2 separate regions of the Homo sapiens genome follow, and region 1 is linked to region 2. Evidence: chromatin contacts called from ENCODE Hi-C or POLR2A ChIA-PET data. All regions are on one chromosome and are shown on one strand. Each heading gives the region's core, a stretch centred on a gene start or an enhancer-like site at or near the end of the contact. The rest is flanking DNA. Distances are from core to core; before and after follow the strand shown. Region 1 holds the start of CYP27C1 (cytochrome P450 family 27 subfamily C member 1). Region 2 holds the start of ERCC3 (ERCC excision repair 3, TFIIH core complex helicase subunit).

What was found. Hi-C counts contacts between places; a loop is a spot of excess contacts on that map. ChIA-PET counts read pairs that join two places held with the same protein, here RNA polymerase II (POLR2A). Pooled maps may share reads with other maps.
Region 1: a map of mammary epithelial cell shows a loop between it and region 2 (3-fold over the local background). The contact joins the promoter of CYP27C1 here to the promoter of ERCC3 in region 2. A Hi-C loop is called at or near these places in 6 of 168 maps with a recorded cell type or tissue (Caki2, PC-3, PC-9 and 3 more) and 7 of 50 pooled maps. POLR2A ChIA-PET finds 5 or more read pairs at or near these places in 11 of 52 experiments (A549, AG04450, GM12878 and 7 more).

What each region holds. Positions count from the first base shown.
Region 1 is chr2:127,218,992-127,222,414 of GRCh38, forward strand. CYP27C1 (cytochrome P450 family 27 subfamily C member 1) reads right to left here and starts at 1,308. Exons shown (of 9, transcript NM_001367502.1): 1 at 998-1,308. The coding sequence starts at 1,279.
Region 2 is chr2:127,292,114-127,295,487 of GRCh38, forward strand. It overlaps ERCC3 (ERCC excision repair 3, TFIIH core complex helicase subunit), which reads right to left and starts at 2,031. Exons shown (of 15, transcript NM_000122.2): 1 at 1,941-2,031; 2 at 1,400-1,605; 3 at 497-733. The coding sequence starts at 1,968.

The DNA.
Region 1 (3,423 bases), core at 58-2,557, 74 kb before region 2:
GTGGCTGGGACCCCTGGGTTCCTCCCACGTCCCTGCCTCCAGTCCCGGCGCGAACTCCAGGTGTCGCCCCCAACTCCGGCTTAGAGCCTACGGCACCCCGAGCCTCCGAGCCTCCGTCCCCTCTTCCCCCGCCATTACAAAATACAAAAAGGACTAGAAATGAATACACACGGTCTCGGCCACCTAAGGACACCGAGCTCCGCAGAGCCTAGAGGAGCTAGGGAACCTAGCGCTCCCCTCGGGCCGGCCCCAGGCAGCAGCCCCCCTCAGCCCCAACTCCGCGGGTCCCGCCAGCTCTCCACTCCCAGGCCCCGGCGGCGTCCACCAGGCGCCCGCTGCCCCTCCCCAAGTCTCCTCCTCCGGGACCTCAGCCCTGGTGCCCTCCCCGCAGTCCCATTCCTGGTTTCCCTTCGCGGCGCCCCCTCCCCAGGTTCCCCAACCAGGCAATCCCTGCCTGGGTCCCTCCCCGGGACCAGTCCCTGGAGACCCTGCCCGCCGCCTCTCTCGGGCTACCACTCTCCGAAACTCCATCCCTGACTCCCCTCCCCGCTACCTCCTCCCCAGGGGTCCCGGCTGGGGCCCCTCCAGGGGACCCCTCCCTGCCGCCACCTCCCGAGACACCCATTTCCCCCGCCTCTTCCCAGCCGTTCCTTTCTGGCCCCGTTCCTCAGCTCCCTCTGCCTGCTGCCCCTCTCCGGGGTCCGCTTCCCGAAGACCCCTCCCCAACGCCCCCGCCCCGCTCCCGGTTCCTGCCTCCTCCACCCCGGATCGCCTTTCCGGCGTCCTCTCCCCAGCGCCCCTTCCTGCGAACCTTAACCGGACAACCCCAGTCCAGCTCCCCCAACCCACCGCGGCGCCCAGTGCCCGGGGATCCCTGCCCGCCGCCCCTCCCTGGGACTCCCCAACCCCGCGCCCCTCCCTGGCGCCCTCCCGCCCGCGCCGTCAGCCTTCTGGGCAGCAGCCCGGGCTGGCTCCCTCCCGGGGCGGCGCGCGCTACCTGGATCTCGTGGATGCGGCTGAAGCCGTCCCTGCAGAAGAACTCCGCCAGGTTGGCGAGGGTCCTCGGCCCCGGCATGGCGGCGAGGCTCCGGGGACCCTCGGCTCGGCCCCCTCCCGGCGGCGACCCCGGCCGCCCGGCGCCTTTGTCCTCGGCCCGCGCCCCCGCCGGGAGCCGTGCGCCCGCGGGTTGAGGCCGCCGCGGGGCCCCGCCGCCCAGGAGCCCACCCCGCTCGGGCGCCGGCCGCAGCCCGGCTCTCAGGATCCGCGCCAGCAGGGCCATGGCGCTCGTCTGCATCGGCTTGTTTGTCTGAGCAACTTTGTTTCGGGGGCTGCTCTTTGGGTTGCTGTTTCCTGCGTCTTAACTTGTCAGAGCAGTGCTTCTCCGTACTCCTGCCGCCGGGGCGTCAGTTTACACAGACCCTTATTAAAGGCTCCCTCCCCTGGGGCTGGGGAAAAGGCTGTGATTAGACTGCAAGAGAATGAGGCTATTATTATTTCTTCACATCATATTAATTCACACTTAAGCGTTCCTTGAAACCACCAAGTTTTAAGGTCAACCCCACTTCCAACCATGGCCAAAAAAAGAAAAGTCTACGGGGATCTTGTAAATTATTACCGTCCTTCGAAATGACTACTGAAGGTATACTGAAGAAATCTTTGGTCTTTTTTGCATTTTAGAAGCAGTTCTTTATGGTTTCAACTTAAATTATTGTAACTCAACTTTCAAAGGGGGGGAAAAAAGTGAGACGATTTTGCATGTAGTTCCTACTGTTGTAAAATGACCACATTATTATCTTGCCACAAGCTTTCTTAAAGACAATCACAGTCGTTTACGATGGCTTTCCTCGGGCTCATCGCTTTTATTCCGCACACCATTGGAAGCAGTGAGGACTAGGTGAGGGTGAGCGACTTTGAGCATGGGGCGTTTATCTGGTCCCTCACAAGGACGGGTCCTGTTGCACAAGGCTTGGGGAAGAGAAGCCACCTCCATGCCGAGGCGAGGAGAGGAGTCCGCCAACCTAGACTCAGAGCCCAGTGCCTGGCTGCACAAAGAAGTGGCCGCACAGGGAGGGATGGAGCACGGGAAAGGCCAGAGGTGTGCCATGTGGTTTCAAGGAAGGGAACTTTTTCCTAGTCAGTAGTTAAACTGCTCGCTGAGTTACATTATTTGAAGATTTCATACCGTTGGTACTCATGCATCTAAACGTAAAAAATAAGATTTTTTTCCGTTTACAACGTATTGTTACTAAGCATTTTTTTTTTTTTTTTTTTTTTTTTTGAGACAGTCTCGCTCTGTCACCAAAGCTGGAGTGTAATGGCGCGATTTCGGCTCAGCAACCTCCGCCCCCAGGGTCCTAGCGATCCTCTTACCTCAGCCTCCCGAGTAGCTGGGATTACTGACGCTGTAATCTTGAAAAAAAAAAAATGCTGCCGCGCCCGGCCAACATTTATTTTTTAAGAGCAGAGAGGGAGGTTCAGGCCTGTAGTCCCAGAACTTTGAGAGGCCGAGGTGGACGGATTACTTGAGTTCAGGAGTTCGAGACCAGCCTGGCCAACATGGTGAAACCCCATCTCTACTAAAAATATAAAAAATTAGCCAGGCGTGGTGGCACGCGCCTGTAATCCCAGCTACTCGGGAGGCTAAGGCAGGAGAATCGTTTGAACCCAGGAAGTGGAGGTTGCAGTGAGCTGATCTCGCCATTGCACTCCAGCCTGGGTGACAGCAAGACTCCATCTCAACAACAACAACAAAAAAGAGCAGGCCGGGCGCGGTGGCTCACGCCTGTAATCCCAGCACTTTGGGAGGCCGAGGCAGGCGGATCACGAGGTCAGGAGATCGAGACCATCCTGGCTAACACGGTGAAACCCCGTCTCTACTAAAAGTACAAAAAAATTAGCCTGGCGTGGTGGTGGGCGCCTGTAGTCCCAGCTACTCGGGAGGCTGAGGCAGGAGAATGGCGTGAACCCGGGAGGTGGAGCTTGCAGTGAGCCGAGATCTTGCCACTGCACTGCAGCCTGGGCGACAGAGCGAGACTCCGTCAAAAAAAAAAAAAAAAAGAGCAGAGAGGGGTCTGGCAGTGTTGCCCAGGCTGGAGTGCAGTGGCTATACACAGGCACTATCACTGGGCACTACACCTTCCAACTTCTGGGCACTACACCTTCCAACTTCTGGGCTCAAGCCATCTCCAACCTCAGCCTCCCAAGGAGCTGGGAGTACGGGCACATGCCACCATGCCCAGATAAAAATATTTTATTTTATTTTTTAGACACTGGGTCTCACTATGTTGCCCAGGCTGCCCTTGAACTCCTGGGCTCAAGCGATCCTCCCCCTGAGTAACTGGCATTACAGGTGCAGGCCACCGGCTCAGCTAAATATTTTATTTTTAATGAGTAGTTTATACCTTTACAACTCTGTAAAATCTA
Region 2 (3,374 bases), core at 781-3,280:
GCTCCGGTGTCTCTTCTTAGGAGGACACTAATCATAGCGGATCACGACCTCATTTAGTCTTAACTACTTTCTTACTCCAAATACATTACCATTGGATATTAGGTTTTGAAGACAAAATTTGAGGGGAACACACACAATTCAGTCCCCAGCACACTCACTTTGGGCTGCATTTCCAAATTCTCCCTGGCTACAATGGGCCTGAATTAGTAGCCCCTCTGTGTTAATACCCACAGCTGGGAGCGGCTCATGAGAAGCGTGGCCTCACCCAGAACACAATGCTGGATCCAGAGTGTAGCGGCTCATGAGAAGCATGGCCTCACCCAGAACACAATGCTGGATCCAGAGTGTAGCGGCTGGGGTAATCAGTCGTTATGCTCCCCACAGGAAATCTGAATGGCACATTCTCATGGCTGCCACAGGCTGACAACATGGAGCACCTATGCCTATTGTTACATTAGCAGGGCAGGTGGAATTGCTGGTCTCAGCTGTCACTTGCCTTAATAAACTGCATAATTCCATCAGGGACTCCAGTCTTGCTGAGCTTCCTGAGGTACTCGGTGATGTCACTGGTTTGCAGCCCAACGCTGACAGCTGCATACAAGGAGTAGGCAGTTAGTTTGTACTCATGCACATGGGTTGGTCGGCACACTGGCTCTGCAATAGCCACCAAGAAGTCTTGGGCATATTTGTAAACTGGAGAGAAGGCTTCCAAGAAGATATGGCCATCGGGAGCCTGAGAGATACCAAATGGACAAAACAGACAAGGAAACATGAGTTGCAGAGACTACTGGGCTCTTGCCCATATCATTATCAAGAAAGAATAAGCTGCCCAACACCACAGATATTCTTGCAAGCACTCCTTCAGACAACTGTGGGGCCTGTTACATTAATCAGATACAGAAGAGTAAAGAAAAATAGAAGAAAGTGTTTCCAAAGTCAACAGCTGTTTCCTACTATTCTGCACAGAGAAAGCCCATCTTACTGGCTATCCTCAAGTTACCTTTTGGCTAGATTTCAACTAAATGTATAACATTAATTATTTAAAGTAGAGCAAAAGCTTGCTACCGAACATGTCTTCCATTATTTGAGGAAACAAACTGTTACATGATAAATGCTATTTATTCGGCAGATAAAAGGATTCACTACATGGGGTAGGGCTGGGGAAGGAGTGAGAGTAAACCGAGGGGTTAGAGCTGTTGGAAGCCCAGGTCCGGCCGCCACACGTGTGCGCAACTGCTCGCTGTTGCCTTGGGCTGTTCCAACGTGTGTGGATGAAAATTCTCTCCCGGCCAGTTCTAGGGGCAGTATCCTGAATGTCAGTTTTGACTCTGAGGATGCCCAAGATTTAGCTGCCGCTCCGCACACTCCTGGGCCCTGCCCAAGCTAAGGGCATGCTTACCACCCAGAGGGGCCTGGAGGTGTGGTCGTCCTTCAGCGGCATTTGCAGCCTGTAGTCCTTGGCTCCATATTCATCCACTTTGGTGCCTGACTCATCCACCTGCTTCCCCGCCGCCGAGGGAACCGCTTCCTGAGGGTCGTTCCCCGGGGCGTCCTCTTCATCATCCTCTTCATCCTCATAGTGCCGCTTCCTGGATTTCTTCTTGTCTGCAAGATACCAACACAGAAGTAAGCCCAGCAGGAGCCTTCAGGGTTCCCTCCGCACCGCTTGGCAGCATTTCACCTGCGCCGCCGCAAACTCCTAGCTAAGAGCCACCTGCATCCCGCAGGCGTTGCGCCCCTCACCCGTCTCCCCTAGGCCGAGTTCGCTGGGCTGCGCCCAGGTCCAGCATCTCTCCCGCCCAAAGGCCTGTCCCAACGGGGTGCGCGCGGGAGGGCCAGCAGGGTCGGCCGGCGCAGAGGCCCGGAGCAGCTCCGAGGCAGAGCGGGGGGCAGGGCCGGCAAGGGCAGTCGTGGCTGAGCGTGCCCGCGCAACGTCTCACCGCGGTCCGCTCGGTCTCTTTTGCCCATGGCAGCTACAGCAGCAGAGAGAAGATGACCCCGCTCCCACAGGCCCGCCGCGGCATCCGCTCTGGGGGGACTTCCGGCTCAATCCGGAAGCTCCCTGTTGTCCACACAGGATGTCCCGCCTCTAGGCGCCGTGATGTGGGTGGCTGGAAGAGCGGAGAGCCAGCGACCGCCGATCTGTTAGCTCGTGCGACCCAGCGGCGGGGGTCCTCCACTGTTCATTTCTCTACAACTGAAGGAAAATACTGTGTGTTGAGCACCTGTGTAGTGCGCGAATTAAAGGCCTCATCCTTCTGGAACTTAAATTTTAATGAAGCCATGTGGGCAATAAATGTGTGTGTGAGAGAGAGAGAGAGAGAATGTGACCTGAGTCCATGGGTAAGGAAGAATTCTTTTTTTTAATTAAAAAAAATTTGGCTGAGCACGGTGGCTCACGCCTGTAATTCCAGCACTTTGGGAGGCTGAGGTGGGTGGATCACTTGAGGTCAGGAGTTCGAGGCCAGCCTGGCCAACATGGTGAAACCCCATCTCTGCGAAAAATACAAAAAAAAGTAGCCAGGCATGGTGGCACACGCCTGTAGTCTAAGCTACTTGGGAGGCTGAGATGGGAGAATCTCTTGAACCCAGAAGGTAAAGGCTGCACTGAGCTGAGATTGCACCACTGCACTACAGCCTGGGCGACAGGCCGAGAGTTCGTCTCAAAAAAAATTTTTTTCTTTTTTTTTTTTTTTTTTTTGAGACGGAGTCTCGCCCTGTCGCCCAGGCTGGAATGCAGTGGCGCGATTTCAGCTCACTGCAAGCTCCGCCTCCCGGGTTCATGCCATTCTCATGTCTCAGCCTAAATAAAGCAGATTACCCTCAATAATGCGGGTGGGCCTCATCCAAATCAGTTGAAGGCCTTAAGAGCAAAGACAGGTTTCTCAAGGAAAAAGGAATTCTGCCTCCAGACTGCAACACAGAAAGTTCTGACTGAGTTTCCAGCCTTTGGACTCAAAACTACAACATCAACTCGTACCTGAATTCCCAACTTGCCAACCCCCACAATTGCATGAGCCAATTCTTTAAAATCAATCAATCAATCTCGCTTGCTCAGTGGGCCTCTTGGTTCTGTTTCTCTGGAGAACGTAACACAGATTTTTGGTACGGGGAATAGGGTACTGCTGTAACAAATACCTAACAATGGGGAAGTGGTTTTCAAATTGGGTAATCGGTAGAGGCTGAAAGAATTTTGAGGCGCATGATAGAAAAGCCTCTATTGTCTTGAAGAGCCTTGGTAGAAGTATGGGCATTAAAGGTGATTCTGGTGACGGCTCAGATGGAAAGGAGAAATATGTTATTGAAACTGGAGGCAAGTGGTAGAGAGCTTGCCTGAATTGTATTCTGTTGGGTGGAAAGTAGAACTTATAAGT